Regions from separate parts of the Homo sapiens genome. Here all the other regions are linked to region 1. Evidence: chromatin loops called from intact Hi-C (ENCODE). Cell type or tissue: chondrocyte. All regions are shown on one strand. Links, peaks and the distances in the headings refer to the core of each region. The heading gives the core; the rest is flanking DNA.

Region 1 (10,527 bases), core at 1,659-9,658:
CCTGCCCAAGGAGGCCTAAGCCAACAACCAGGGTCTATAGAGCCACTTTCCCATGTGCGTCCTTCCTCCTCAAGCCCAAAGGGTGGCTGTTTGCCAGGAGTGTGGACCTAGCAGGGATTGCAGTGTTGGGGTGCCCACCGGCATGCAGACAAGGGCCCTTATACTGCAGGATGGAGCCCAAGGTAGGATGAGAAGGGAGGTGGGCGGAGGGCTGGGGACCTCCTTTTGTGTTGTTGCCCTAGGCTCTTGAAACACTTGGGGTGGCTCTGACAAGCTGTTTGACCTTGGGCAAGTTACTTAACCTTCCTGTGCCCCCCAGTAGGGTTAATAATAGTACTTGCCTCTCAGAGTTGTTATGAGGATGAACTGAGTTAATTCATGTAAAGCAATTTGAACAGTGCCTGGCACAGAGTACCAGTGCGTAAGCGTTAGCTATTATTATCTATTATTCTAGGATTTGGCTTTTTTTTCTCTCTCTCTCCAGCTGCAGAAGCCCCTTCTCTTTCATTTAAGAGACTGAGCAAGAAGCAGGGAATGGGGATCCCCTCCACTTCCTCTTCCTCCTCCCTCATAGCCCAGGCCCCCTTTTCTCCTTTCCCAGCTCCTGCACCCCCAGGCCAGGATGCCAGGAGGGCAGCCAGGTCACTGGACTGAATGTCATGATTTGTTTAAAGTCTTTATTGGCTGAATGACTGAATGAGCAAGTGAATAAATGAAAAACAAGGACTGAGCGAATAAAAGTCAGACAGAAGGCTGGACGGACTGATGGAAGAACAGACTGACAGGCAGATGCTTTGGCTTTGGGGCCCTCAGATCTGTTTCCCTGAACATTATTGTTTTCTGCCTGTTTTGATTAGATGGTGGGAGGCAGATAGGGGAGGCAGGCTCTCTGCAAGGTCAGCTGTGGCCTGGCGAGTGGCTCACCCTGCAGAAGGGGCCCCTGTGCCTGTGGCGTTAGAGGGAGAATGCCCACATGCATCCAAGTCCTTCTGTGTCCTGTAGATGTCTGAGTGTGAATGAGAGACCTTGGGACAGGCTCTATCCTGGCCTGGGGCAGTGGGGGCTGAGGGGAGAGGCTGATGAGCTTCATTACTTCCTTATTTACACCCCAGCCTACTTCTGGCGGAGCCAGGCCTCAGTGCCCGCCTGGCAGCCAGCGGGTTAGCGGTGATGGAGAGCTCCCTTGGGGCCTGTCAGCCTCCACCATCTGGCCAGGCTGGGGAAGGTGGGGGGACCTGTCGCAGGATACCCCTCTGGGCCCTCCGGCTTGGCACTCGGCTCATCTCAGAGAGTGATGGGCAAGTGGACATGTGGGGGTGCAGCTGTGTGGGATTTTGTGTGTGTGGCCAGCCTGTGCACACACTGGCTAGGTCGGGGTGTCACAAGCAAAATGTGATGTGTTCGTATTCGTGACTGGCCATGTTTGTGTGTCTGCATGACTGTATTCTGTGCATGACAGTGTATGTCCCAGAACGCGAGCAAAGTGCATGGGTCTCACGTCTGGGGGTTTTCCCAGGGAAGCTCAGGGTGGAGACAAGGGTGGGGAGGGCTTGAGCCCAGTGGGGACTGGAGCTGTGGCTTTAAGAGGAAGGTGCTCAGTGAATTCCTGGCTCAGCTTTCAAGCAGGAGAAATTAACCTCCATGTCAATCTCTTGAAAGGGGCTGAAGTCCCTGTGAGGGAAGCCAAGTCAGGCTGAGAGCATCCCTGCCTGTCCTTGAGCCCCATTCCGGTGGTGGGCAGTGGGGGGACAACTCTGCTTTCAGGCACCATCCCAGGCTTCCCAGGGAAGCGTCCCTCCCTGGCCCCAGCACAGAGACAGGACACATGTAAAGCCACTCGGAAGTACAGGCACACAATTACCTAGACATGGACACTGGCACAGCGTGATCACACGTGATCCAGACACCCACATGTGTAGTCACAGATCTGCTGGGCACAGTACACGTACATATACCCAGGCATCATGAGACACTCACCTCATGCAGCCACACAGACGTATAGGCACATGCATGTTTACACACAGTAATGTGCCCATACATGGGTGAAACACATTCTTGCAAAGATGCACATGCTTAGAGTCACATGCATGCAGACACACTTGCATGTTTTCACACACATTCTGTCCCTCCCGTGTCCCCTCCCACCCTCCAGTTCTCTCTCAGTTCAATTCTCTCCAGTTCACTCCAGTTCTCTCTCAGTCCAGGGCCCTGCTGCCGCCCTCACCCACTATGGACAACCCTCTGAAGGGCATCACAGGAGGGTTGCATGCATATGTGACCCTATGAGTAAAAATCTGTGTGTGTCTACACGTCTGTTTGTATATGTGAGTGTCACTGGTAGTCTGTGTGGCTCTAGCTCTGTGAAAATGTATCTTTATGACACTGTGGGTATTTTTCTGTGTATCTCTGTGTATGCTTCTGGAAGGCCCTATGTGTGTCTGTGTGTACCCGTCTGTGAATGCGAGTATGTGAGACAGTGGGGAATTTTTATATCTATATGACTGCATTCTGTGGGCCACCTCTCTAAGTATGTCTGGATGTGTATATCTCTGTGTGCATTTGCATATCTGTGCCTGTGTACATGCCTCTGCGGTCCAGGATCCACAGTCTGGCTCAGTGGGCACCCCTGCCAACAGAGGCTGTGGCCCGGGGTGGGGCCAGGCAGGACTGAACTGAATACCCTGGCCATTGACAGTTGTATTTACAGAGCTCCGAGTAGGAACGTAATTGCTTCTATTAATCTTTCTCCGGTTGTTAATTGCTCACTTATCGGGTTGTGTATTATGCCGACTGTTGCTCTTAATTCGCCTCCATAGCTGCAGGTGTTTGCTGCCTTATTAACTGTTAATCGGCGCGACTAGGGATGGAGACTTAATTGGCCCCCAGAGTGGGACACAGGCGGGCCAGCCGGACACTGCCAGGCTCACAGCCTGTCCCTGGAACCCTCACCTGTGGAGCACAGTTGGCTGGCCCACCGCCATCCACCAGCAGACAGCAGTCTTGCATACAGCAGTCAGAGTGACAACTGCAGAGTATGGTCTCCATGCAGTCCTACCTCCTCCAGGAAGCCACTCAACCCCTTGGAACCCAGTTCTTACATCCCTGTCCATCACCAACAATCTTCCTCCACACAGGATAGGAGCCAACCCCAGTTTTTAAATGAACAAGAGCCTCCAGGAATTCTGCTGCTCCTATCCAGCACACTTAAGGGGTCCCTCTCGGCTTCTGCTTGCACAGTGCAAAGAACAGGGAACTCCCTCCATGGCACTGTTACATAGCTGCAGCAACGAGAAGGTTCTCCATACTGAGCTGACTTATTACCCCCCACACAAGTTGAAACAGAGGAGTCCTTACTGCCTACAACAGGGAAACTGAGGCTCAGAAAGGGCAAGGGGGTGGCCCCAGGGTTCCCCAGTCCTCTCTGGTAAAGGAACAGACATGTGGCTCTCCAAGCAGTTTCTGCTCTCAGTCTCCCTTCCATCCCAGTCCTGCTCCATCCCAAACACCTCAGTCCTGGAAGGTACTTCCTTAGCCACCACCTGCTCTGCCCTGGTCTTCGGGCCTCCCAAGCTCAGCTGTCACTGCTACAGCCGTCTCAGGCTCCAGGCCTTTGGGACAAGAAAGCAAGTTTTCTGGAAACCAGTGGGCTCCCTGAGAGAGACAAGGGTATAAGGGGGAGGCGGTAGGAGGGTCCACACTCACCAACCTGACCTCCAGCTTCCAAGAAGGACAAATAGAGAAAACAATAGTCCTCATCCTGTGCATCAAATCCAGTCTGCCCTGACATCTGGAAGTTCTTCTGGTGTCTAGTTGTCATGTCTTAAGCGGCAACTGAAGTTGATTTGCTTTGGTTGGGTTCTGAGAAGAGTTGGGCTCCAGGGAGGGAGGAAGGGAGCACCACTGAGTGCCTACTGTAGGCCAGAAAGCAGCAATTAGTGTGTGTAAAAGTGGCAACCAGTTAAACCCTCCCATCACCTGGTAAGTTAGAGATTAGTATCCCTGTTTACAGAGAAGAAAACTGAGCCACAGAGAGGGTAACTAAACTTGTCAAGGCCACACAGCCAGAAAAGGAATTGGAGTGCCAACAAGGCCTGGCATTGCTTGGGAAGCTGGGTGTCTTCAGTCAGGGATATCTGGATGGATTCATGCTAAGGGTTCAATAAGGGGACGTGGGGAAAGGGAACTGATGGTCACTGTCACAGCTCACTCATCCACCCCACATCTGAGAACATGGACAGGCTAAACACTCACGCATGCGCAGCCCACATGCCTATCAGACGGGATGAGGAAGAAGCAAAGAGAACCGTCCAGGGATAGTTGCCCAAACAAGTTCCGGCCCCGCCTCTATGTTAATGACATGCAGATATATGTAAATTTGTACAAGCAACCGCTCAAACCTTTGGGAGCAATGGGGTGACACAGGAGCAGTTGCTATGGAAATCCAAAAGCGATACCCGCTCTGCACCCCCACCCCCCTCACAGGCAGGCGCACAGACACGTGCACAAAGACGCAGGGTTCTTCACTCCGGAGCCAAGAGGATCACGGAGTGGCAGAGTGTGAACCGGAAGGACCCTCAGAAACTGCGTCCAGCCGGGGGAAGCTCAGGCCCGAAGAAAGTCACCGGGAGAGCAGTGTCGCGATCCCTGGTAGCCTGGGGCGCCTTCCACTAAAACCCAGGGCGCGAGGTGTCCCTTCCGGGTCCCGGGCGATTCCGGCTCCGGCCTAGCAACAACAAGCCCCGCCCAGCGTTGCATAGCAACGTCCCTGGAGCCTAGCAACCGTCAGTCACGCCCCCTAGCAACGTCATGCCTAATCCTCGCTCCAGGCTTCTGCCGAGAGAGAGAGGGGCAAGGGGCTCGTGGACTGGGGCCAAAAGGTGGCGGGGGTGGGGGAGGGTGTCATGTTTAGCAGGCTGCAGGATTTCGGGGCCCACCTACAGCCCTTCCACGGGCGAGCTGTTACAGAGCCGCGTTATCACCCCCATTTACAGAAGGGAAAACTGAAGCTCCCAAAGGAAATCCCTGCCCAGGGTACAGAGCTCGCTCTTGCCTGCGTGTTCCAGGAGAGCGGCTCTGGCGGCTCTCCGGAGGAAGCCCTGGACCTGGAGGGGAGGGAGTGCACACCCGTTTCCCTCCATACCAACTGCATTAGGAAAACCACCCAAACTGTGGGCTCAGAACCAAGCTGTAGGTTTGCATAGTAATTTGCGTCATTTGCATAGAGCGCGGAGGCTGCGGCGCTCCCAGGCCATTTCGAGCCGGAAAAGTTCCCGAAGGAGCCCCGCTCCCTCTCCCGGTTCAACTGTCCAGCCCCCTCTCCCTACCCCTCACCCGCACCCCACCCGCATCCTACCCCGCCCCCGCTTCCAACTCCTTGCGCTAAGTTCCCGCACCTCGCCCCACCCCCCGCTTTGACTCCGGTCCTGCCAGCCCCGACCTCCATCCCAAGGCCGAGGGCCCCCTCTGCTGTCGTCCGCGGGTAGGGCAGCCGCAGAGCTCATGGGGCAGAGAAGAAGGGCTCCCCCAACCGACCATCGCCCCACCCCTTCCAGTCCAGCAGGGGCCAGGGTGAGGCCTGTACATGGGTGGACTTTGCGAAGGGGTGAGCAAAGAGCGGGTAGGGCCCTTCTGGCCCCGGGGCGAAGGGTGGGGTTCTAGAGAGGTTCTCTCCTGGAAGCCAGGCCCCTTTCCCCACGCTGGGTTGGTTGGCCCTGGCAGCTGGTTCCCCCATCAGTCCGCAGATGCAGCTCTCTCGAGGTACACCCCACATGAAACGCTTGACAGTTGCAGTTGCTGTTAGAAGCTTGTTCTAGGCCCAAGGCAAGGCAGCACCGTCCAACCCTAATACCAGTCTCCAACCCCACCCTGAATGCCCACCACCAAGGCTAAGACCTTTGACATTTTCTAACACCAGTCTCTGGAATCTGGCAAGAGATACAGAGAGGAGTCACCCAATCTGGATCTCCTGACTTCCTCAACAGAGACCTACACACAGGCAGGCCATGAAACTCACACAGATACTCTCACATGCTTGCAGGCACACTAGTGCACAGAGATCCCTGAGAAGCACATAGACAGAGACTCGGAGGGAATATGGTGAAGGTATGTACTATCCTTCCCCATCTAGTCAAAGGAAAAAAAAATCTTAGTATTAACTGAAAAATTTAAAGTCCACTGCAACTTGCTTATCTTTTCCTCTCTAGCAATCTCTTGATGTCTGATGTCTGTGACCCTCCAAAAGGCTCTGTCCATTTCTCTCTCCACCCCCAACCTCGGTCCTACTTTCTTTCCCACCACCACCTCTTCCTCCTGGTTCAGAATACTTGCAAAATGCTTCCAGAAACCACCGTGGCAATAGCTGTGCCCTGGGGCGCAGTGATGGTTCAGGACCTCAGACCAGCAATGAGCAAGGCTGCACATTTGTGCACAAGACACTCACTGACACACCCACTCAACCCACATCTGACCAGGACCAGGGGCTCTCCTGACCAGCTAGCAGATGCAATCCCAATTTTACCAAATTCTTTATTGAACAAAAAATCAACAGCAAACATTGTCAAACAGGAAGTTCAAACAGGGCAGGTGGGTAGGGCTGACCATCCTCTCCTTGCAGTCCCACCTCTCTCTGGAACAGGCTTCAACACTAGTGAGGGCATCAAAACCCCTGTTCTGGTGGGTAAGGAGGGTCAGGCCTTTCTAGGGAAGGGACACTCAGAGCCAGCTTCATCTGTAGGCCCCAAAGAGGAGTCACGGGCTGGGCCAGGGGGCTCTGGAGCTGCAAGGGCGCTAGACAAACGCTGCAGAGGGCGGGGGATGGAGCTCTTGGTCTGGGGGCACAGTAAGGCTTGGAGCTGGTGACTCATGGTCGCCAGGGATTCGAGGTGCCGGAGCAGGGCTTGGTGGGGACAGGAGTCCCTGTGGAAGTGCTGGCCACGGCCAAAGCCATGACCAGCTGGTGCTACTGAATAGGGATGCTGGGACTGGCGCAAGCCTGGCTCTGGGGGCCACTGCCCTCGCCCAGGATGCTGCCAGTTTTCAGGCTCTGGCCAGAGCCTCCCCCTGCCTCTGGGGGGCCTCTGCCAAGCAGAGATTCCCCTTGGAGCTATACTGCCCCTGCCCTGGCTCTGCTGCCAGGCACCTCCTGGGGGAGGGGTGCCCTTCAGGGGCACATTCGGCCTCCTGTCATCTGGCTGATAGTATCTCTTCTCCACCTTACTGTTGAAGGAGACCATCTTTTGAACCTTCCCCAACCAGGGGCTGGACCCTGCTGTGTCTGGAAGCCCTTCCTTGGGGAGCAGCACAGCCAGCAACAGACTTGAGTGAGTGACCTCCAGACCTGGGGAAAGGAGAGGGGAGACAGGAAGAGCCCAAAGGCCTGCGGGGAAGAACTGTGTTCAGCTTAGCTGCAGCAGATCTGGAGCCTACATCCCAGGAAGGGCTTCTTCACAGTGAGATGGGGCCCATGAGATGCTGGGAAAAGTAAGTAGGAAGGTGGGGCTGTCTCGGAAGATTTGAGCTCTGCGGGATCAAGGCTTATCTGGCTGAGGCTGGGGTATGGATTGTTTGACCTGAAGACTCTACAGACTCAAAGTCTACCTCATTGTCTCAGGACATGGAGCCCCAAAAGGCCAAGCGCTTTGCTCAGGAGTGGGCAAAGCGCCCACTGCCAACCTCGCTGCTTTCCTGAGCCACGCCGTGGAGGGTGTCCATGCACAGAGGCCGAGCTCGGCCCCCCGTGGCTGTGGCGAAACATCCCTCCCTCCTCTCTGAGGTGACATTTACAGTCAAGTGTGTGTAGGTCCTGACTCTGTCCTGCTGCCTGGGTCAAATGTGGCTGTCCCTGGAGTTTCTCTTCAGGGGTGCCTACCTTGAGAGGCAGTGTGGTGTGGTGGTTAGGGGCCAGGTTTCTGAAGCCATGTTGTGCTTCACACAACGTGTGAACAGAGTGAAGCCCAGTTCTGCTGTTGACTGACTGTGTGACTTTGGACAAGTCATTTGCCTTCTTCCTCCCTCAGATTCTTCTTCTATGAGATGGACAGTCTAGTCTAATAGTACCATTCTCATAGGGTGATGAGACTACAAGAATTCATCTAGGTAAAGCTTTTAGAACAATGGCTGGCATGCAGTTCATGATATCCAAGCGTGAGCTATTACTGTCATTGTACTCACATTTGCCTGGCTGGGTGAGGAGTTCCCTTCTGAGATGTGCCTGCCTCTACTGGGTGACTGTGTCAACCGTGCCTGGTCTGGTCACCAAGTGAGCAGAGGCAGGGTCTGGTATGGGGACTAGGCACTCACCTGGGCCCCCCAAAGGGCGCAGCCTGGTGGGCAGGGGCTGGAAGGCAGGCAGGGGCAGCAGGACCATCCCCATGTGCTCCACAGAGGCCAGCCCGTGGCGCTGCCTATCATTGAGGTATGAGTAGAGCAGGCGGCAGTTCTGGGTGTCCCGGGCCCCATGTGGGCACAGTCTGACCACGCAGACGTCCTGCGGTGGCAGGAGGAGAGCAGCTGTAAGCGCAGTCATCCTCTGCTCCTGCCAACACCCCTGGGCTCCCTGAAACCCCTGAGAACCCCGTGAGAAAGTATGTCTCCATCTTCCAGAGGAGGAAACAGAGGGACCTGTCCAGGGTCACACAGTGAGTCTGCAGTCACTCTGGGAACTAGACCCAGATATCCAAGCCAGGCCTCTGCTCTAGAAGTGGAGAGGGAGGTGGGAGTAAGGTACTAGGAAAAGAGGGGGTGCCCAAGAGTGGGCAGGTACCTTGGCCTTGGCTGGGCAGATGCTGGCCAGAAGGTCCCAGACAATGTTGGAGGGGATGCAGCCTGCCGAGCGGATCACGGTGGGCAGAGCCTAGGGGCAGGAAGGATGGCCAGTCAGCTCCCCAGCTTCCCACCCACTCAGGGTGGACGCATTCCCAGCCACCTGGAAGGCTGCAGCCTGTGGCAAATATGGGCAGGCAGTGTTCCAGGACCCTCAGTGGCTGCCCAGAAAGCTCTAATTGCCCCATGGAGGTCTGCAGCCTGTACTGGCTAATCTACAACTTCTCCAAAGCCCCTCCCTCCCTCCTCTATCCTCTGCTCTCATCCGACACTTTAGCTGATCATTAAGTCACTCAACGATCACTCCTAAAACCCTCCTTTGGGCCCTTCTTGCTATGGGTGACAGGGAGTCCTTCACCCTGTTTGTCTCTGTAGGAATGGGACCAACATCTCATTTGCCCCCATGCCCTGCACAGGGCCAGGCACAGAAAGGGGTGCCCATGAATTGTTTTAGAATGCATGAGTGAAAGAGAGAGAGAGAGAGAGGCTGCCTGGGCTGGTCAGTGTGTAAGGGAATCCCTGGCGAGGAGGGCAGGTGCACCTGGACAAGCCGACAGCTGTGTCCCGAGACCAGCTGGGCCCTGGCCCGGAACCGCTTGATGGAGAACATGTCCAGAACACCTTCCCAGGGTGGCAGGCAGGGCAGGGCCTTTGTGGGTGCAGCAGGCACATGGAGCCCAGATGGAGGGACCCTAGAGGGAGGGACAGAAGACAGGGCCAGACAGAGCAGGCCATGAGGACTTCCCCGGCACCTCCTTTCTTTTCAGAGCAGATCCTGTGTCCCTACTGTGGGGACTGGAACACTGGCCCAAGCTTGGCCTTGTGCAGGGGGCTGCCAGGAGGCTGGGATGATTAGTTCCATTGCACAGATGGGGAAAGTGAGGTTCCCAAGGGAGGGAAGACTTGCCCAAGGCCACACAGGAAAAGCCAGTGCTATGTCTGTTGCACCAGGTGGTGGCCTCCCCCTCAACCCTGCTGGGTTATCCACCTCCCTGCTCCCAACCCCACACCTGTCCTGTGGTTCCGTGGGAGACAACTCCCTGGTTTTGGGCATCTCTGGAGCAGGCATAGGAGTTTGGCTTAGGGCTTTCTGGAAGATATTGTCCCCGCAGCTCTTGGCGGCTTCGAAGGAGCCTAGCAGCTCATTCGAGGGCTCCCAGTCTGCAAATAGCAGAGGCAGGAGCTGAAACAGGGGCAGCAGCAGCGCTGAAGCCAGCCCAGGGCTTTAGAGCCAGGGTTGAACCAGGTTCTTTTCTAGGTGACCTGGGGCACGGGCACCCCTGCTCTGCCACCCTCTCCCCAGGCCACAAATCCCTGTTGCTGCTGAACTGCACGCTCAGCCCCAGCCTGGCTGCCACCCCTGCACCCCTCCCGTGTCCCCTCCCACCCTTGCAGATGTGGCAGTTGGGGTCTAAGAAGTGGTGGTCATGCTGCCCCGTGGTGTCCTCTGATGCGATGGGCAGGGCCTGTGGGCTGCAGTCCATGAACATCTGCGGTCCCTGGGAGGCAGAAGACAGAGGGGCAGGCTGAAAACGTGGCTGGGGGTGCCCGGAGGCCTCCATGGGTAGGGGGCCCCAGGATGTGGTTTATTTTTCTCAATAATAAATGTTGTTTTATTACCAAAATACTGTGAACTCATAAAGAAAATTTGGAAAACACCAAAACTTGAAAATTAAAAAGAAAATCACTTCTTGTCACACCACTCAG
Region 2 (10,527 bases), core at 1,462-9,461, 400 kb before region 1:
GTCTCCTCCACCCTCTTGCTCCACACAGTCCCTCCCCCAAATGCACACTAGCCTACCTGCTGGGCTGGCCATGGAGGATAGAGGAGAGGGCAATGCCAGCTCTTCCACCCACTCCGCAGCCAGCCTGCAGGGACCCAGCTGGGGATAAGATGCCAATAATAATACCTGGCTGGGCGCGGTGGCTCACGCCTGTAATCCCAACACTTTGGGAGGCCGAGGTGGGCGGATCACCTGAGGTCGGGAATTTGAGACCAGCCTGATCAACATGGTGAAACCCCGTCTCTACTGAAAACACAAAAATTAGCTGGGAGTGGTGGTGCATGCCTGTAATCCCAGCTACTCAGGAGGCTGAGGCAGGAGAATCGCTTGAACTCGGGAGGCAGGGAGGTTGCAGTGAGCCGAAATCGAGCCATTGCACTCCAGCTTGGGCAATAAGAGCGAAACTCCGTCTCAAAAACAAAAACAAAAACAAAAACAAAAAAACAAAAAACCTAACACTTGTTGAACATTTACCTGTGCCAGGCACTGTTCCAACACTTTATAAATACTAACTCATTTAATCCCACAACCCTATGAAGTAGATAATTTTTTTTGTTTTTTGTTTTTTGTTTTTGAGGCAGAGTTTTGCTCTTGTTGCCCAGGCTGGAGTGCAGTGGCGCGATCTTGGCTCACTGCAACCTCTGCCTCTCAGGTTCAAGCGATTCTCCTGCCTCAGCCTCCAGAATAGCTGGAATTACAGGCACCCGCCACCACACCCAGGTAATTTTTTGTATTTTTAGTAGAGACAGGGTTTCACTATGTTGGCCAGGCTGGTCTCGAACTCCTGACCTCAGGCGATCCACCCTCCTCGGCTTCCCAAAGTGCTGGGATTACAGGCGTGAACCATCGCGCCCGGCCCTGAAGTAGGTAATATTTTTTTATCCCCATTTTATAGGTAAGGAAGCTGAGACACAGAAAAGTTAAGTCACTTGAGCAAGATCACAGCTAGTAGGAGAGGAAGCCGGAATTTTAACCTGCTGTAGACAGCATGGTCTGTCAGTTGTTGATGTGACTGTACTGGGCATGCCAGGCACTGTGAACCCAGTGGTTCCAGGGTCTGCCCCTGAGGAGCTCAGGTCCTCTGTGAAATGATGAAAAAAGGTGATTATGATGCAGCGTCTTTTTGACTGGGGTCCGTGGTCAGTCCCAGGAGTCCCCAGGATGGTCACTTGGCTGGTGGAACAGATGATTTTCTTTCACTACAGTCACAATATTTGGAAGATGTCTGCATGAGAGATAGTCCTTTTTACCTTTTTACAGACAAAATTGTCAAATATGTAATAAAGGCATTTTCACTGATAGCATACACTGTCAGATAATGGACAGTCCACACGGCAGCTGGTTACCCAGCCTAGATAGAGGGCTTTCTCAATGGTGAGAATGCAAGGAAACCTGCTCTGCCGGTGTGTGTTCTGGGCACGCAGCGGGCCTCATTTATGACTTAGTTCAACATTACAAACCTTCGGGAGCCCCACCCTCCTTCTCTGAGAGTTGCCGCTCCCTACTAGGTATGGCCCCTGAGGCCATGTTTGTATGCTTTGACTCCTGCCCCTCCAGCTTCCCGGAGGGGATACCCCAAAATGAAGGCCTCAGAAGCAACTGAGACTGACTGATCCAGGAATGCCTATCTGATCCAAGTAGGCCAATCAGGTCCTTTGTCTGGGGCTTGGGAATCTGCATTCCACTGGCTGGGACTGGCCCCTGAACTGAGAACAGGTAATCTTGGGAACTGTAAAGCAGCCACCTTCACATTCACTGCGGTTTACACAGAAGAAAAGAAGCAGAAAGCTCTCTACAGGAGTAGAGAAGAATGAGGCAGTGAAGAGGGGGAAAGTGCTGAGCTCCAGAAGCCATCCAGCTCCACAAGGGGCCACAATTGCTCCCCCAATCCTTATGATAACGCCTGATTTTTCTTTCCGTTAGCCTGAGACAGTTTCTGTTCCTTGTAGTCAAAGGGCCTTATTTAAGGCACTTGAATTAGAAAACATCAAAGAGAAGAGAGTGCCGCAAATCTCCTAAATGTGTTGGTTTTATGGTCATTTTTGAATATGACAGACTCCAAAGCCGTGGAGCTTACATGTGTCCTGGAGTATCCCCAGTGGAAGCTTGAGGTTGTTTGTCTCTGTGTACATCCCCTAGTGGAGTGGAGATGGCTTTCCTGATAAGAAATGTGCTTTGAAAGGACTTTATTAAGCTTGGAATTGCCCAGTGGTTTGCTGGACAATAAATATTTGAAAACTAGTTTCTCAAAAATCCAAATGTATAGGTTATATATGGACATATATTTATTATAAATTTTACTGATATAAAGGCTGTGTAGGCCAGGCACAGTGGCTCGTGCCTGTAATCCTAGCCCTTTGGGAGGCCAATGCGGGCAGATGGCTTGAGGTCAGGAGTTCGAGACCAGCTGGCCAACATGATAAAACCCAGTCTCTACTAAAAAAACAAAAATTAGCTGGGCATTATGGCACACACCTGTAATCCCAGCTACTCAGGAGGCTGAGGCAGGAGAATCTCTTGAACCCGGGAGATGGAGATTGCAATGAGCTGAGATCGTGCCACTGCATTCCAGCCTGGGTGACAGAGTGAGACCCTGTCTCAAAAAAATAAATAAAGGCTGTGTAGCACACAGCTTAACTTACAAATGACACAATATGCAAACTCCTTTTTTTTTTTTTTTTTGAGACAGGGTCTCACCCTGTCACCCAGGCTGGTATGCAGTAGGGCGATCATGGCTCACTGCAGCCTTGAACTCCTGGGCTCAAGTGATCCTCCTGCCTCAGCCTCTTGAGTGCTGGGACTATAGGCTCGTACCATGACACCCAGATCATTTAAACAGTTTTTTTGTTTGTTTGTTTTGTTTTGTTTTGTTTTTTAGACAAGGTCTTGCTATGTTGCCCAGGCTGTCCTCAAACTCCTAACCCCAAGCAAACCTCTCACATGGGTCTCCAAAGCACTAGCATTATGGATGGGAGGCACCATGCTGGTCCATATACAAACACTTGATAGTAAATTCCATACAGCCAATTGATTCTGGCAGAATGGTTTCATTAATTTTTGCCAAACTCATATCTGTAGCCATCCTATGGTTGCAATTCAACCAAAATTTGAAATTGAATTGCATAGATACCAATCTGCTAATTATTTTCCTAATAAATTTATTGTCATTAAATGTGCTACAGGATCTACTGTTAAAATATTTTTCTTTTTTTTTTTGAGACGGAGTCTCGCTCTGTCACCCAGGCGGCAATGGCTTGATCTCGGCTCACTGCAACCTCCACCTCCCGGGTTCAAGTGATTCTCATGCCTCAGCCTCCCGAGTAGCTGGGATTATAGGCGTGCATCACCACCCCCAGCTAATTTTTTTTGTATTTTTAGTAGAGACAGGGTTTCACCATCTTGGCTAGGCTGCTCTCGAACTCCTGACCTCAAGTGATCTACCCGCCTTGTCCTCCCAAAATGCTGGGATTACAGGCGTGAGCCACTGCACCCAACCTACTGTTATAATATTTTTCACCCTTCTACAGATATATTCATTAAACAGAAACTTCTTTCAGCTTTAGCACCAGACTTGACAAACTATTAAGTTTAATTTGCACTTTTAACATTTTGTCTATCACTTTCTTTAGTCTTGAAAGTCAACAAAACAACAAATCAGTTCCTTATTTGTACCTATCAGGACTCAGACAACAATACCCCAAAATGAAGGCCTCAGAAGCAAAAGTTTTTCTTTGACCTTCTCCTGTCCTCTTGTCTTTCTGTTCCATTCTCCCCTGAGGCTAGCCATAGAAACTAGAATCTCTCTTCCCCAAGGCTAGCATCCCTTTTCCCCAAGACATTTCACGGAAAACAAACCCCTTTTCCCCCGAAGCCAGCCGTAAAACCTAAAAGCATTACTCTGGATTTTCCTCCACCTTTCTGTGTGAAAAGAAGTTATCTTACCTACCTTGACTCTAGGTCATAAGATCCTCATTCTAGAGTGGGTCCTGCCCCATATTCAGAAGGAAGGAATGAATGCTCAGAGAGGCCAGGAAGAATCCAGGCAGAAGTCCTTGCTGGGCTTCCTCACTCAGTCTATTAGCATTTGATCATAGCCTTTTCATCCAGTCATATTTCTACATGGCTGTCCATACTTTGTTGAACCTAAGCATAAAAACGAATAGTTTTCTGTTTTTCTTCAGGTCTTCATGCTGAAGGCTCCCATGTACATGTTAATAATAACTTTTGTATGCTTTGTCTCCAATTTTCTGCCTTTTGTGAGTTGATTTTTCCATGAACCTTCAGAGGGCAAAAGGGAAAATTTTCCCTGGCCCCCATATGCTGTTTACCAATTTCTGTGGTGTAAATACCCCCACTCGGCTGATTCAAGCTGCTGCCACGATGTTATGGAGCCAAGAGTTAGGAAGAGATGTGCAGAAGCACATCATTATGTCATAATTCCACTACACAGATAACAACAGATGTAGGGCTGGGTGCGGGGGCTCACGCCTGTAATCCCAGCACTTTAGGAGGCCGAGGTGGGTGGATCACTTGAGGTCAGGAGTTCGACACCAGCCTGGCCAACATGGTGAAACCCTGTCTCTACTAAAATTACAAAAATTAGCCCAGCATGGTGGTGTGCGCCTGTAATCCCAGCTACTCGGGAGGCTGAGGTAGGGGAATTGCTTGAACCTGGGAGGCAGAGGTTGTAGTGAGCTGAGATGGTGCCAGTCAGCTCCATGTAGTGAGCTGAGATGGTGCCACTCAGGCAATAGCAAGACTCTGTCTCAAAAATAAATAAATAAATAAAAATGAAAAAAAAATAAATGTAGGTAAACTCAAGAGAATAGATAATAGTGAAATATAGTAAAATAATTAGGAAGTGATGATTTTTAATATCTTTGTTTTAATATAATTTATTTAATTGTAAATGTATACAATTTAATTTTAAAATTTTTATTATGATGATATATATTTTTTGGGGACAGGGTCTCACTCTGTCATCCAGGCTGGAGTGCAGTGGCATGATCACAGCTCACTGCAGCCTTGACCTCCTGGGCTCAAGCAATCCTCCCACCTCAGCCTCCTGAGTAGCTGAGAATATAGGCATGCGCCACCGCACCCCGTTAATGTTTAAAATTTTTTGTAGAGACAGGGTCTCACTATGTTGCCCAGCCTGATATTATGATTTTTTAAGAGATGGAAGTCTCACTATTTTGCCCAGGCTGATCTGGAACTCCTGGCCTCAAGTGATCCTCCTCTCACCTCAGCCTCCCAAAGTGCTGGGATTACTGGTGTGAGCTGCTGTGCCCAGTATACAATTTAATTTTTAGCAATGACTGTTAAACAGCCCTCTTGCAAAATGCCTGAAACTTTAGCAATTTGCTCTTGCTAGCTGGTGTGAGCGGCTCTTATACACTGATGGACTTGTCCCCAGCCAAAGGCATCCCACAGGGCATTGTCAACAAAAGAGGCCCCATGATATAATATTTATAATTATAAATATTAATACTTTTTGACCCAGTCAAAATCATCTCCCAGACCTCAAGAAACTCTTCTTGGGGTCACTTGCACCTCCTCTTAATTCTCCTAAACACATTGTTGCCATTTAGACTACTGAATGTCAGAGCCAGAAGGGTCCTGAGGCCATTTGGTGCCTTCAACTTGTGAAGATGGGGAAACTGAGGCCCAGGGTAGGGCAGGGACTTGCTTAAGCTCATTAACATTGAAAACCAAGTCTTATGGCTCCCAGGTCAGGACTCATCCTATTAACTCCTTTCTTAGGGATAGGGAAGCTGGCCCAGAGAGAGGAAGGTGAGTGCAAATTCACACAGCAAACAAGCGTCAGAGCCAGAGCCTGGGGATTCTCCTCGCCCGCCCAGATCTCCTCGGAACCTTCACCTTCCTCTTGGGCCCTGGAAATGAGGCATGTGCGCGCCTCCTCCGTGCACCCAGGGCCAGGCGTTGAAGACGGAAGGGGCGATTCCTGCGGGTGTTCTTCTCGGAGCTGAGGTTGGCACGCACCAGTTTGTCCACCGGGGGGCACTACGGAGCCGAGCTAGGAGAGCGCGCGGGCTCCCGGAGCCTCCCAGCCCTGATTGATCCGCACTTGAGCCCGGCGGGAAAACAGGTGTCCCGAGAGGAGAGGAACTAGCCAGACGTCACCCTGAGAACTAGAGACAGAGCTGGCACTTGACGCGGACCTCCTGACACCAGTCAGGTGCACTCTCCCGGCGTCTAAGCGCGTCCCTCCCCCTCTTCCGGGGGCCGGGCTGCTACTTCTTTTCCTGTCAACTGGGGTCAGCGAAGGCCCTCCTGGGCCAGGCTGTGCAGAACCACAGCTCTGTCTGGCATGGCATTGCACCTCCACTGGACAGTGGCCGGTGCTGAGCGACACATGCCTCATTCCCTCTCTGTCCAGGGCCGCTCCCCACCCCGCCTTCTTCTTCTTCTTCTTCTTTTTTTTTTTGGAAACGGAGTCTTGCTCTGTCACCCAGGCTGGAGTGCAGTGGCGCGACCTCGGCTCACTGCAATCTCTGCCTCCTGGGTCCAAGCCATTCTCCTGCCTCAGCCTCCCAAGAGTACCTGGGATTACAGGCGCCCGCCACCACACCCAGCTAATTTTTGTATTTTTAGTAGAGACGGGGTTTCACCATGTTGGCCAGGCTGGTCTTGAACTCCTGACCTTGGGTGATCCGCCCATCTCGGCCTCCCAAAGTGCTGGGATTACAGGCGTGAGCCACCGCGCCCGCCCCGCCTTCTGTCATCCCGTATCAGCGCAAGTCTTTGCCGTTTACCAAACATTGTCACACCCTCTGATTACCTTCTTTTTCTGAGTAGAGAGGAAGGGTGGCGGGGGCTGGGGTTAGACCTGAGCTTCAGTCTTGGACCAGCTACTCAAACTCACCTCGTTACACAATCACTTTGTGCCTTGGTTTCCTTATTTTAAAGCAGAGATCATAGTTCTTATCTCACAGGGTTGTTGAGAGGATTAAAAGAGGTAACACAGCAAGTCCTTGGGAACTTTTCTTTTTGAGACAGGGTCTTGCTTTGTATCCCAGGCTGAAGTGCAATACCGCGATCGTGGCTCACTGCAGCCTCCACTTCCTGGCCTCAAGCAATCCTCCTGCCTCAGCCTCCATGTAGCTGGGACCACATGCGGCTCCACCATGGCTAATTTTTTATTGTTTTGTAGAGGCAGGGTTTTACTTTGTTGCCCAGGCTGGTCTCCAACTCCTGGGCTCAAGCGATCCTCCCATCTCTTCCTCCCGAAGTGCTGGGATTACAGGTGTAAGCCACCTCACCTGGCCCTTGGGAACTTTTTATCATGATTGAAACCTGCACAAGCATCGTAGGAGAGATGGAACTGCCTTCACCTTACACTGGCAGAACTGAGGCTCTGAGAGGCTCTCAGTGAGGAGTCATAAGGGAACTTTTTATTTGAGCGCCAGGTGTGATTGACTTAGGGGTATAAGAAGTAGAACTTTCTTTCTCTTCAATCCGGAGCTGTGTCTAAGCTGGGATGGGAGATAAATGTACGTGCAGCTAAGGCTTGGTAGGTCCATGTGTGTGTGTTCCCAGGCATGTTTTCTACATGGATCACCTTGCAACACCCATTGTCCTTTTTGCTCTGAGTGGCCCTTCTGGGGCTGACATCTCTCTCTCTCTGCTTCTTCTGGGCATTACTAGAAAGGCAAGAATTGTTCTGCGGAGTTGGGTTCACAGTGCGGCTCGGGGTCATTTGGTCACTGGGCTCTGGCCACCATCTGCAGAGCCAGAGGTGTCTCTGCAGTTACCATTCACTCCATCTTTCCTCCCCTGCCAGCCTCGGAAGCCTGTTGTCTGCCTAACCAACAATCTGCTTGAATTGGGAGAGAGAGAATAGCAAAAGGGAAAATACCCAGAGAGAAACAAATGAATCAATGATTTAGATACCTATTTCTGGAGTGCCTTTTATGTAGCACTGTTTTAGGCCCTGGGGTAACAGCTCTGTGCAGGCTGACACAGTCTCTTCTCCCAAAGTGACCTCCAGGGGGCAGACAGTGATTGTCATAATGCTTAATATGCATGGAGCCCTACTATGTGCAGGGCCCTGTGTCAACTCATTTACTACTTCCGACAGTGTAATGATATAAATGCTTCTGTTATCTTCATTGTATAGGCGAGGAAACAGAGGCACAGGGAGGCTCTGTATCTTGCCCAAGCTAGTAGCTAATGGAGGTAGGATTCCAATTCAGACAGTCTGAAAATTAAGCAAGGCCATGGGGTGCAGAAGGGTTGACTTCCTCAGGGAGGAAGTGGTCTTCTAGCTGAGACCTGCCTAATGAGAAGCAGCTGTGCCTAGATCTGGGGGATGAGTGTTGCAAGCAGTAAGATTACTACAGCAAGTGCAAAGGCTGAGACAAGAATGAACTTGATGTGGTCAAGAGCTGGAAAGGAAGCCTCTATGACTAGGAGGGCAGGAATGAAGAGGAGAGAATGGAAGGAGGTGAGGGGAAGGGTGGATGGACCCAGGTTGGCAATATAAAACCCTTTAAGGGGTTTGCAGCCATTGGGCTTCTTCCCTTGCTCGGGCAAGGCCAAGCCCTATGCCCATAAACCCCAAAAGGTCATTATCTTTCTGTCTCCATGGGTGGCTAGGGCATCCATTGAGGGGCTGCCCCTAATCTCCCACTGGTCCCACTGGTCCTGGGAGCCTGATGACCATCCACTTTCTGGAATGTTGGGGAGGATGCCAAGGGAGGGCCTAGGGCCCAGAGAAACCCTTTAAACTAAATGCGGGGTGGGCAGGAGGTGTTGACCCGTGAGTCAGAGGCCAGGTAGTGCAAAGGCACTTTAATTGGGGTCATTAAGATCACCAAGCTTTGATGCCCCAACCCTGAGTCAAGCCGTCCCGTTGACCCCCCTCAACTTCCTGGCCTCACTGCTTGCTACCCCCAGTGACAGGAGAAGTCCCTTTGAGGGCACTAATTAGAACTTCCTCTTCTAGATTCCAGGGCTTTCTCCCTGACTGGGGTCAGGGAAACAGCTCCTTCCAGAGATCAGCCATGGCCCCACCCCTCCCACTTCCTCCAGATTCAGGAGTTTCCACTGAGGCTGGTACAACCACAATCCCAGGGCCTCCCAGCCCTGCCCACAGTGAATTCTTGCCCATGGGGGTCATTCCCTCTACTTGGAATGCCTTTTTGACTTTTGTTTACATTGATAATTCCATCTACCTTACTCTTCAAGGAATAACAGACTCCTTCCTTTAATTCATGCCATCATTCTTTCTTTGTTTTCATCCATTCATTCATTTCATTCATAAAATTTAGGCATTCATTTGGTTCCTGCCAGGCACTGGGGATACAAGAGGGGGTGGGACTGACCCTGAGGTCAAGGGGTGTCTCATCATCTGTGGGAAGCACAAGGTAAACCAGCAGGACCTGCTACATATTTGGCAGGTCCCAGTGCAGATGAAAATGCAGAGCCCCTTGTCCAAAATGTACTATGAATTTCAAAACAGCGACAGCAGAGCATCAAACCAGTCTAGGGGCCCTTCTTAACCGTAGGGTCCCTCTGCAGAGGTCATACACCCATACAAGCTGGCCATACAAGCTGGCCCTGTAAGCAAGTGATTTCATGAGAGATGTGTGATGGAGGTGAGCCTGAAAGTCATCAGAGAGGAGGTGATGTCTGTAACTGCCAGAGCCAGGAGGAGAGAAGCCACATGGCTGTTTCTAGAAACTGCAAGTTGTCCAAACAAAAGGGCCAGGAGCAGCTGGAGTCAGGCTATGTGGGGCTTTGTGGACCAGTTAGGGAGCTGGGTCTTTATTCCCAGGCAGTAGGGAAGCATTATTAGATTTTTTTAAAAATCTAATAATTTTTAACCAAGAGCATTATTAGATTTCTTTTAAAAAATTTATTTATTTATTTATTTATTTATTTATTTATTTTTTGAGACAGAGTTCCCCTCTGTTGCCCAGACTGGAGTGGAGTGGCGCGATTTAGGCTCACTGCAACCTCCACCTTCAGGGTTCAAGCAGTTCTTCTGCCTCAGCCTCCCGAGTAGCTGGGACTACAGGCGTGTGCCACCATGCCCGGCTAATTTTTGTATTTTTAGTAGAGATGGGGTTTCACCATGAAACCAGCCAGGCTGGTTTCAAACTTCTGACCTCAAGTGATCCACTCTCCTCGGCCTCCCAGAGTGCTGGGAGTACACATGTGAGCCGCTGCGCCCGGCCAGATTTTTTTTAAAAATATCATTCTGGCACCAGATATGAAATACAAATAATAAACATATGAAAAATACAAATAATAATATATATGAATAATACAACAAATACAATGGAAAGAAGTTCAACTTCATTAGCAATTAAAAAAAATTAAAGATTAACGTGGCAAAAAGAAAAAAAAGAACAACGTAGGCAAGGCCAGGTGCCATGGCTCACGCCTGTAATTCCAGCACTCTGGGAGGCCAAGGTGGGTGGATCACTTGAGGTCAGGAGTTTGAGACCAGCCTGTTCAACA
Region 3 (10,527 bases), core at 1,733-9,732, 330 kb before region 1:
TGCACCCTGTTAAGTCTCCAAGGAATGCTAACTTTTTCCTCTGCCATGAAAGGCAGGAGGTGAAGTAAACACCAGGGGCTGGAGGCTGGATGGACCTCAGGGGCTGACCCGCAGGGCTCTTAACCTCAGGGAACAGCAGTGAAAGAGTCTTCCATCACTCATCACCCCAGGCTGTGGGGTTTTGGAAGAGAGCTACCATAACAGCTCATGCCCGGTCCGTGAGAGGACCACCCAAGTGGAAAGGGGACAATCTCTGTCTCTGGGCTGCCTGTCACACAAGTCTAACAGTCACTTTTGTTTAGCATGAGAACAGAATATTTAATCCATTCAAGCCAAGCATTTGTGTCCTGATACCCTGTGTCAATTGCTATAGTTTGTTTTAAATCTTTAACCTCTACAACTACTTTGGTTTTATCATTGGGTATATAACAAGAGAAGGTTTGGTTAGCGGAGAACTTAAGAGAGGGAGAAGGGGGTGGAGGAGGTGAGGCGGCAATGAAGCGCATTTCAAAGGATCCTATGGGGGTTGTTCCCTGAGACTTCTGCCCCTATACCATAGAAATGGCTTAATGGAGGGGAAGAACTCTGGGGAGCAGCGATGGTCATCTGTACTGGATTCCATTGGTTCAGCTGACAATGTGGAGGGATAACTCCTTTAGTAAAATGAACATATGGTTTTAAGAAACTGCAAGTACTAGTTGGAGCAGTCCATCCTCGCTCTTTAGTATTTTATAGGTCCATATAGTATTTTATATGGACCAACTTCAGCAGAGAAGCTCTGCTGTAGAAGGACAAGATTCCCAGTTTATACTGGAATCTTCGTCAAACTCTTCTCAAACTAACCTATCCCAGTTAACAGATTTCCAGTCTAAGGAGAGCTAGGGAGGATAAATATACTTTTCTGAAGCAGAGAGTTGCTTCTGACTTGGCAAGTCTCCACAGCGTATAACAAAGCAAGCATCAAATGTAATATTTTGAGGCAAAATTGGCTTGGTTACATTAATAACTAGGTGGTCAGCAATAGAATGAGGAAAGAAGTAATAGAATAGATGAAAGAGAGTTAAATTTTTCTTAGCTTTAGTTTGGTAGGGTTTTCCTCTGGGACTATGGTCCATGACCGTGGAGGGGGCGGCGCTTTCTTGACTCGAGTGTGAGGGGTCCACCCTTTTTCTGCTGTCCGGACTGCAGTTTCAGTAGTTAGGAGCGCTAGGTAAGATCCTTCCCAGGCTGGTTCTAATTTTTCCTTTTCTCTAACTTTTGACAGGGACGTGGTCCCCAGGCTGATGTTGGTGTGCTGGAAACTCTAGGGGTGGCACCTGTGCTAAAAGACCTTTAGTTCTGAGGGAAGGGAAAGTAGACGATAAACCAAGTATATAATTTCTGAGAAATTGTTCTTTTGTTTTAAATGTAGAGAGATCAGTAGTAGAATGTAGATAAGGCAATCCATAGAGCATCTCATAAGGGGACAGGCCTGTCTTTTGGGGGAGCAGTTCGGACTCTTCACAGGGTAATATGCCTTCCTACTTTCCCTGATGAAGGTGGATGCCAGAGAGTATGATATCCCCATGTTATATCCAGTATCTGTGCTAATTTCTTAGTGACATGTGCTGTGAAATGAGTCCTATTATCTGAATCACTGTTTTCTATTAATCTAAACCTGGGTATAATATTTTTAACTAATGCCTTGATTATATTATTAGCATTTGTACTTGAAAAGGGAATAGCTTCTACCCAATGAGTAAGGTGATCTACTATTACTAATAAATACTTTAGACGACCAGTTGGAGGCTTCTCTGTGTAATCGATTTGGATACTTTGGAATGGGCTTAAGCCTGGACTCCTTCCCCCAAGTGGTAATCTTTTACTAAGCAATTGTCTGTAACCTGTTTGGCCGGGGTACACATTTCTATGCACTTATAAACTCTGAGGACTGTGTTACACATGGCTTGGGGCCCCCAGTGGGTCTCTTGATGTAGTTGGGACAAGATTTCCCTCATAAGGGGTTTGGATAACATTTCTCTCTGGTCTAGCAATATCCATTTTCCTTCTGAATTTTCTTTAGCACCATTTTTGTTCGTTTTTAAACCAAAGAAAGCCAAACACCACTTTATATTTGACAATGCTTCCTGTATGATTTTATACCAGATAAGCTAAATTTTACCTTTATATTAGTGTGCTATTAATGTTAAGCTCAATTTTAATAAAATCTTGTAGACATTATTTATCCAATATTAATGTCTGACCATAAGGTAAAATTTTTACTCTTTTTAACCCTTTATGATTTTTGTTAAAGAGCAGTTTAGTGCTTTAAGAAAAACCTGTTGTGCTTTTTTTTAATGTCCAGTTCGCAGAAAAACTGGATGATACCCCCTTAACTTTAGCCAATATGTTTACACACAGAATTTCCTTTACAATTAACGTTTCAAAGCTTGCTTAAACCTTCAAAACACATTTTTTTAACCTTTTAATGTAGGTAAAAATCCACATTATTATACTTTCTTATACTCCTTTTACCAAAAGTATATTTTACTTTCCTTACACACCTTGCATATAAACTGTTTCTTCAATAGTTTTACATTCAGGAGGCCTAATTACTTTTAAATTATACAACATTTCTTGCATAAATTCCCCTTTATAACATTTTTCACAACTTTCACAGATAATCTTCAACATGCCTCAACTTTCTGACTTGTTGCAAACATCCCTTTCTTTAAACAACCAGTTAATTTATTTTAGGACAAGAATTTACCATATAAGATTCTTTTTATATAAATTCTCCTTTTTTAAATGTCAGAGATGATAACTAGTTTTCTCCAAAGCAAACTTCCTTCATGTCGGTGGACTAGGCTGCCTAAGGCCACAAGATTAGAAGTTAGGATAATACATGTTATACTGCTAACTTTTAGCAAATGTGGAAAGTAAAAAGTTCCTCTTCCTTCAAAGTTTCCCTTCTTGTTAAAGAATAAATAATAAATGTTAGAAATAATAGTTTCTTTTAAAGACTAACTTCCTTCAAAGCCTTCTTGCTTTTTGCTAATAACCCTTTATTAAGCCCTATCCTATGTAGATGTTAGATATAAGGAAATAAGTACATCCTATGTCCTTGTACTTTAACCAAGATATTGGCATGTCCCAGTTCACAGCCTATGCCCCTTTCTTATTTGGAAATGTTATTACTTCTCTAAGTCCTTTTGCAAGCAACTTCCTCTTTTCCTTTTGTTCTTCATTGCCTTTACCTATTTAGGAAAGTTTTAAGTTGTTAGCCAATCGGGTTTAGCTTAGACTGTGACTGTTAGCCAATCGGATTTAGCTTAGACTTAGACTCCAAGCAATGGAGATAGGACACAGCAGTAAGGATCCAATGTGTAAGGGATAAATATTCCTGATTTGTTTGTTCAGTGTGCTCTCATGGCAAGATTGCTGATAAGTAGCACCCTTTCTGCAGAAAGTAAAATTGCCTTGCTGAGAAAACTTTTTGTCTGAATGCTAGTTTTTCCTTGTGGCACTGAGGAATAAGCATTTACTTCTAACAGTTCTGGAGGCTCCTCTGGGATTCCCATTCTCCTTTCAGAAGGGGTCTTTGGTCACCCCCTCAGGGAGGCATACCCCACTGCCTTGTTGTGGTGGCCTTAAGGGCTGGAGATCAAAACCCATCCTTTGCAATGAATAAACCCGGGCTCTTAGCAACACGGGGAAAGAAGGGCTTGCAACACTGCTGTGACCAGGTAATTCTGTGCACATACCAAGGTAAGAAACATCACAAGGGGGTGACAAAGTATTTCCTTGATGGTCAAAATTCTGGAGGTTGAGTGTGAGTGTGCATGCGTGAGTATGGTGTGAGTGGGTCCTCTCTGCAAATTCTGTAATCATTTCATATGGCTTAGAGGTAAGAGAGGGCAAAACAAAAGGAAAGGAGTGAAAGAGACCTCCAGAAGGTGAGGGGGAATAGTTAGAATCCTCCCTGGGAAAAGAAGGGTGAAAAACCTCAAGCACGTGAGGTTGTTTGTTTGTTTGTTTGTTTGTTATTTTGTTGCTGTTGTTGTTGTTTTTTGAGATGGAGTCTTGTTCTGTCACCCAGGCTAGAGTGCAGTGGTGCGATCTCCACTCACTGCAAGCTCTGCCTCCCGGGTTCATGCCATTCTCCTGCCTCAGCCTCCCAAGTAGCTGGGATTACAGGTGCCCGCCACCATTCCTGGCTAATTTTTTGTATTTTTAGTAGAGATGGGGTTTCACCATGTTAGCCAGGATGGTCTCGATCTCCGGACCTCGTGGTCCACCCGACTTGGTCTCCCAAAGTGCTGGGATTACAGGTGTGAGCCACTGCGCCCGGCCATACGTGAGGTTGTTTTAAGCAAGCCTCTGGAAAACGGGATAAGCAAGAAAACTCTGGGTCGAGAGGTTGAGTCTAACTGGTACTCAGTATAGGGAATATTTCTAGTAAAACAGGGAAGGGAAAGAATGCAGATGGTCAAATCCCCCCCACCGATAGTCCTTTAGGGCTTATGTTAAAGTATTGGAAAGACAATGAGAGGACTAAACTCAAGGGAAAGCAGCAAATGATAAAGTATTGCTGCTTTATTTGGACTAAAGAGCCAATCCTCAAGCCCACAGTTTTCTGGCCAAAGTTTGGGTTGGATGGGGACTGGGTTTGTCAACTCCTAATAATGTATGTTAATGACAAGAGTCCTCTCTCACAAGAAGAAATAGACTATGCTCTGTGCTGGCGGCAGGGGCCGTTCTTCTCTACCCGCTAAGAATAGATGGGAAGGAACTAGAAGGTAAAAAGGACTCAGAGGCTGTCTCATCTGAGAACAAAGTTTCTACTTCTAAGACATCCACGAGTAAGTGGGACCCTCTAGACCACCATCCCCCACTTCTCAAAAACCCACCACTCCCTCCTCAAGCAATTGCCGCCGCCCCAAACCCCATCCCAGACCCAGTTCCAGACTCTCCTCTGGATCCTCATACTCAGGTTATTCCTCCCCCATACAACCCGGACTCCTGGAAGTTATTGTCCCAGGGACCCAAGTTTTGTCAGTCTGAATATCCTTCTTTAAAGAAAGGACTTCAACGGGAAATACAACAATGTAGAAAGGATATTCAGAGTCTTCCTTTCCCCCTCCCCACTTCTAAGGATTCATCTTCAAAGTTCTTTCTTTTAAGGGAGGTACCACAAGGGGGGGCAATTTGCCTTGTAAATGCTCCCTTAACTGGTTCCGAAGTCCGAAGTCTTAAAAAAAAAGAACTCAAGCCATTATTAGATGATCCTTATGGAGTGGCAGATCAAATTGATCAGTTTTTAGGCCCGCAGTTATATACCTGGGCTGAATTAATGTCCATCCTAGGTATCCTCTTTTCAGGGGAAGAGCAGAACATGATCCGCAGAGCTGCTGTGGTGGTCTGGGAGTGTGACCATCCTCTGGGCCAAAATGTTCTGGCAGCAGACCAAAATTTCCAGCCAAGACCTGGAGTGGGATAACAATATTGCAGCCCACAGGGATAACATGAGAGATTTAAGGGAAATGATAGTTAGAGGAATTTGGGAATCAGTGTCCCGACCTCAAAATCTCTCTAAGGATTTTGATATACAGCAAGAAAAAGATGAAGGGCCTATGAAGTTTCTAGACAGAGTGAGGGAACAGATGAGAAAATATGCTGGTTTAGACCCAGAAAGCCCCTTTGGGCTAGGATTGTTAAAGTTGCACTTTATTATTAACAGTTGGCCAGATATTGCAAGAAAATTGCAAAAACTGGAAAATTGGAAGAATCGGTCAATAGAAGAGCTTTTGAGAGAAGCCCAAAAAGTATATGTAAGTAGAGATGAAGAAAGGCAGAGACAGAAAGCAAAAATCTTTTGACAGAGTTCACCAGGACAAATGATACCAGGGGCTAAGTTTAGACCCACACCTGCAAAGTTTTCTAGAGAAGGTGAAAGAAGAAAGTCAGGGAACTCAGGAATGCAAAGAGAAAGAAGGCAAGATCAGTACGTTAAGGGAGAAGGTCAAAGTAAGTGCTGTAAGGGCTGTGGATGTGAAGGTAAGGAGGAAAGACAAAGGGGCCCTGGGCTTGGGAGAGAGGAAGGACAAGACAGATGTTACAAATGTGGAAGACCAGACCATTTTAATAGGTAATGTCCGGAATTAGAAAAAGTAGAAGAAGCTCTTCCACTCATGACTACCTTTGAAGAGGAATAGGGGGGTCAGGGGCTCTGTCTTTTCTATTTTGAGTCCCACCAGGAACCCTTGATACATTTAGAGGTGAGACCCAAACATGAATTAATCACCTTTTTAATTGACTCAGGAGCTGCTTGCTTGTCTGTTTGTTTTCCCCCAGCTGATTTAACTTGTTCTACAGAGGAATTGCTAGTTTCTGGGGTAAAAGGAGAAGAATTTAAGGAGAAAGTTTTAGAAAATACAGAAGCAAAATACCAAGATCAGTCAACTTGTATTCAACTTTTGTTAATTCCTGAAGCAGGAACCAATCTGTTAGGGAGAGATTCAATGTTAAAACTAGGTATAGGTCTGCAAGTTGGCCCAAAGGGTGTTCTAACTTCCTTAAATTTGCTTACCACAGCAGATGAGAAGTCCATTCATCTCGATGTCTGGCCAAGGGAAGGAAACTGAGGAAAGCTACGAATTCCTCCAATACATATCAGGTTAAGGACTCCAGGGGAGGTAGTGAGAAGAAAGCAATACCCTATCCCTTTAGAAGAAGGGTAGGGTTAAAGCCTGTAATTGAGAGTCTTATTAAAGATGGACTACTTGAACCTTGTATGTCCTCATACAACACTCCAATTTTACCAGTCAAAAAATCAGATGGGTCATACCAACTAGTGCAGGACCTTACAGCTATCAATCAAATAGTCCAGACCACTCATTCTGTTGTACCCAACCCTTACACCATTCTTAGTAAAATTTCACACAGTCATCAGTGGTTCACAGTAATAGACTTAAAGGATGCATTCTGGGCAGGTCCCTTGGCTGAAGACAGCCAGGATATATTTACTTTTGAATGGGAAGGTCCCCATTCAAGATGGAAACAACAGTATAGATGGACAGTTTTACCCCAAGGATTTACAGATTCACTCAATCTTTTTGGTCAAATCTTAGAGCAAGTATTAGAAAAAGTTGTTGTCCCAAAGCAGCTACGTTTGCTCCAATATGTGGATGATATTCTTATATCTGGAGAAGACATAGAGAAGGTAGCTGGGTTTTCTACACACGTTCTTAACCACTTACAGTTTGAAGGGTATGGGTCTCAAAGAGAAAGCTTCAATATGTAGAACCTGAAGTTAAATACTTAGGCCATTTAATAAATGCAGACAAAGGAAGAATAGGACCCAAATGGGTCAAAGGAATTGTGTCTTTGCCCTTGCCTCAAACCAAGCAAGAACTCAGGAAATTTTTAGGGTTAGTTGGATACTGCCATTTATGGATTGACTCATATGCATTAAAAAGTAAACTTCCATATGAGAAGCTAACTAAAGGAGAACCTGATCTCTTCATATGGACTTCTGAAGAGGTTGATCAGGTTGGGGAGTAAAAGGAAAGACTCATAACTGCTCCTGTCCTGGCCCTACCCTCTCTAGAAAAACCATTTCATCTTTTTGTTAACGTAGATAATGGAGTGGCTCTAGGAGTGCTTACCCAAGAACATGGGGGCTGCCGACAGCCAGTGGCCTTCCTGTCAAAAGTTCTAGATCCAGTCGCCTGCAGATGGCCTCAGCGTATTCAATCCATTGTGGCCACGGTGATATTGGTTGAAGAAAGCAGGAAATTAACTTTTGGAGGATATCTGACAGTGAGTACACCTCAACAAGTCAAGCTATCCTAAGCCAAAAGGCAGGAAGATGGCTCACTGACTCCAGAATTTTAAAATATGAAGCTATCCTATTAGAAAAAGATGATTTAACCTTAACTACAGACAATTCACTTAACCCAGTGGGTTTCTTGACAGGGAACCCACTGCTAAAAAGGGAACACCTATGTCTAGATTTAATTGACTACCATACGAAAGTCAGCCCAGATTTAGTAGAAACCCCCTTTAAGACAGGGCAGCTTTATTTACAGATGGTTCCTCCCAGGTAATTGAGGGAAAACGACATAATGGGTATGCAGTAATCGATGGGGAAACTCTCAAAGAAGTTGAATCAGGAAGATAACCCAATAGTTGGTCTCCCCAAGCCTGTGAGCTATTTGCACTTAGCCAGGCCCTAAAATACTTATAGAACCAGGTAGGAACCATCTATACTGACTCTAAGTATGCTTTTGGGGTGTCTCACACATTTGGAAAAATTTGGGCCGAACGGGGCCTTATTAATAGTAAAGGTCAAGATCTTGCTTATGAAACATTAATTGTGTCCTGAATAATCTTCAGTTACCAGAGGAAATAGACATTGTCCATGTTCCAGGACACCAACACAACTTTTATTTTGAAAGTTGAGGAAATACTCTTGTGGATCAAAGAGCCAAGCAAGCTGCTGTTTCCTCTGAGACACCATCTTTCACTTAACTCCTTGTCTTCCTTCTCCCACTGTAGTTCCTATTTTCTGTCATACTGAGAAGGAAAAATTAGTAAAAATAGGAGCTCAAAGGAATTCAGAAGGGAAATAGATACTCCCAGACCAGAAAGAAATATTATCTAAGCCTCTTTTGAGGGAGGTTTTATCTTAACTACATCAAAGAACTCACTGGAGCCCCAAGTTATGTGTGATGCAGTTCTCAGGGTTTATGGGTATATTGAGATTTATACTTTAGCAAAACAAGTTAAAGACAGTTGTCTAATTTGTAAGAAAACAAATAAACAAGCCCTAAGAAAATTACCACTTGGAGGAAGAAATCCAGGACTAAGACCATTTCAAAGTGTCCAAGTTGATTACGCTGAAATGCCCCCACCTGGTCAGCTAAAGTATTTATTGGTAATAGTAGATCATTTCACCCATTGGGTAGAGGCTATCCCTTTTTCAAGTGCAACCGCTAGTAATGTAGTTAAAGCAATAATTGAACATATTACACCCAGGTTCGGACTAATAGAAAACATTGATTCAGACAATGGAACCCATTTTACTGCACATATCATTAAAAAGTTGGCTCAAGTACTAGACATAAAGTGGGAATATCACATTCCTTGGCACCCATCCTCCTCAGGGAGAGTAGAAAGGATGAACCAAACCCTTAAAAGCCACCTAACTAAATTAGTCCTAGAGACCCGGTTGCCATAGGCTAAATGCCTTCCTATTGTTTTATTAAGGATTAGAACCTCCCCTTGGAAAGATGTTGGCCTGTCCCCTTATGAAATGTTATATGGGTTGCCTTACTTATATTCCACTGCTCATGCCCCCACATTTGAATCAAAGGATCAGTTTCTCAGAAATTATATACTTGGTCTCTCCTCTACCTTTTTTTCACTTAAAACCAGAGGTCTTCTAGCACAGGCACCACCCCTAGAATTTCCAGTACACCAGCACCAGCCTGGGGACCATCAAAGGACGGAAAGAAGCAAAACTCGAGCCAGCCTGGGAAGGACCCTACCTCGTGCTGCTAACCACCGAGACTGCCATTGGCACAGCAGAAAAAGGATGAACACATCACACCCAAGTCAAGAAAACGTCATCACCTTCGGAATCGTGGGTCATTGTTCCAGGATCAAGCCCTACCAAATTAAAGTTAAGAAAAGCTTAATCTATCTATCTTTTATTTTTCTTTTCTTCCCTTTAACTACTCCCCATCTTATTATTAACGTAACTAGATCTAACTCACCTCAAGTTATTACTTCTGATGCCTGTTTAGTTATACCCTGTGGAGATTTGCATAACCAAAGACAGTTTACTACTTCGGAAAAATATCTCTGTCCCTCTTGGACTTCCTCAGATTGGGAAGACATATTGAGTTCCTGCAAGGATACTAGTAATCCAGAGAATACTAGTTGTATTAATTGGTGGGAATCAGACTCTTGTCCCTCTAAAACAGAATCTCTATGTTCTGCTTGGTCTAATGTCCTATGGAACACTAAAGGTCTAAGATAGACTGCTTCCACGGGTCTTTGTCAGTCCTTAAAACCATATATTCATTTCACCAAAAGAATTACTCCTTCTAGCTGTCAATATAACCAGTGTAATCCTATACAGCTTACTATTACTATTGCAACATCTGAAAACTCTTCCCCTTCATTAAGTCATATTTATGGTATGGGAGCTGACATTTCAGGAAAGATAGTAAGGGAATTTTTGAAATATGCTTTATTGCTTCTTCAACCTCTATCAATCACTCCTCCCAGACACAATGACAAAACCAAAATCTCCGTAGTAAAAGTAGAAAACCTAAGGCAAACCATAGCAATTGAGACAGGGTATCAGGATGTAAATGCCTGGCTAGAATGGATTAAATATTCCATCTGCACTTTAAATAAAAGCGATTGTTACGCTCCTACACATGGTAGGCCAGAGGCCCAGATTGTCCCCTTTCCACTCAGATGGCCCTCTAATCGACAAGACATGGACTGCATGGTAGCTGTTTTTCAAAATCCTAC

Evidence for each region. Peaks named below come from ENCODE experiments on the same cell type or tissue, not always from the same donor. Only the 100,000 strongest peaks of a DNase experiment are listed, where the experiment ranks them.
Region 2: it touches region 1 in a loop (4-fold over the local background); 13 of 110 quality-filtered maps call a loop at or near these places.
Region 3: it touches region 1 in a loop (2.4-fold over the local background); 2 of 110 quality-filtered maps call a loop at or near these places.

The regions. Positions count from the first base shown.
Region 1 is chr1:31,783,917-31,794,443 of GRCh38, forward strand. It overlaps SPOCD1 (SPOC domain containing 1), which reads right to left. Exons shown (of 16, transcript NM_144569.7): 11 at 10,208-10,319; 12 at 9,831-9,981; 13 at 9,362-9,512; 14 at 8,762-8,851; 15 at 8,299-8,485; 16 at 6,506-7,375. The coding sequence ends at 6,687. Among named protein-coding and RNA genes, the nearest start is that of ADGRB2, 25 kb to the left of the region's middle. RefSeq lists an enhancer at 4,246-5,021 and silencers at 4,807-4,856, 5,187-5,476. In chondrocyte, for the core only: a CTCF peak has its summit at 5,475; DNase peaks (open chromatin) are centred at 4,735, 5,495, 8,385, 9,415 and 4 weaker places.
Region 2 is chr1:31,388,754-31,399,280 of GRCh38, forward strand. It overlaps LOC105378623 (a long non-coding RNA gene), which reads right to left and starts at 1,077. Exons shown (of 3, transcript XR_947141.3): 1 at 1,014-1,077. RefSeq lists a silencer at 5,949-6,243. In chondrocyte, for the core only: CTCF peaks have their summits at 6,051 (motif pointing right), 6,281, 8,043 (motif pointing right) and 8,242; DNase peaks (open chromatin) are centred at 6,060 and 6,357.
Region 3 is chr1:31,455,039-31,465,565 of GRCh38, forward strand. All of the region lies in intron 1 of LOC124903900 (a long non-coding RNA gene), which reads right to left. Among named protein-coding and RNA genes, the nearest start is that of SERINC2, 47 kb to the left of the region's middle. In chondrocyte, for the core only: a CTCF peak has its summit at 5,195 (motif pointing right); no DNase peak of the experiment used is centred there.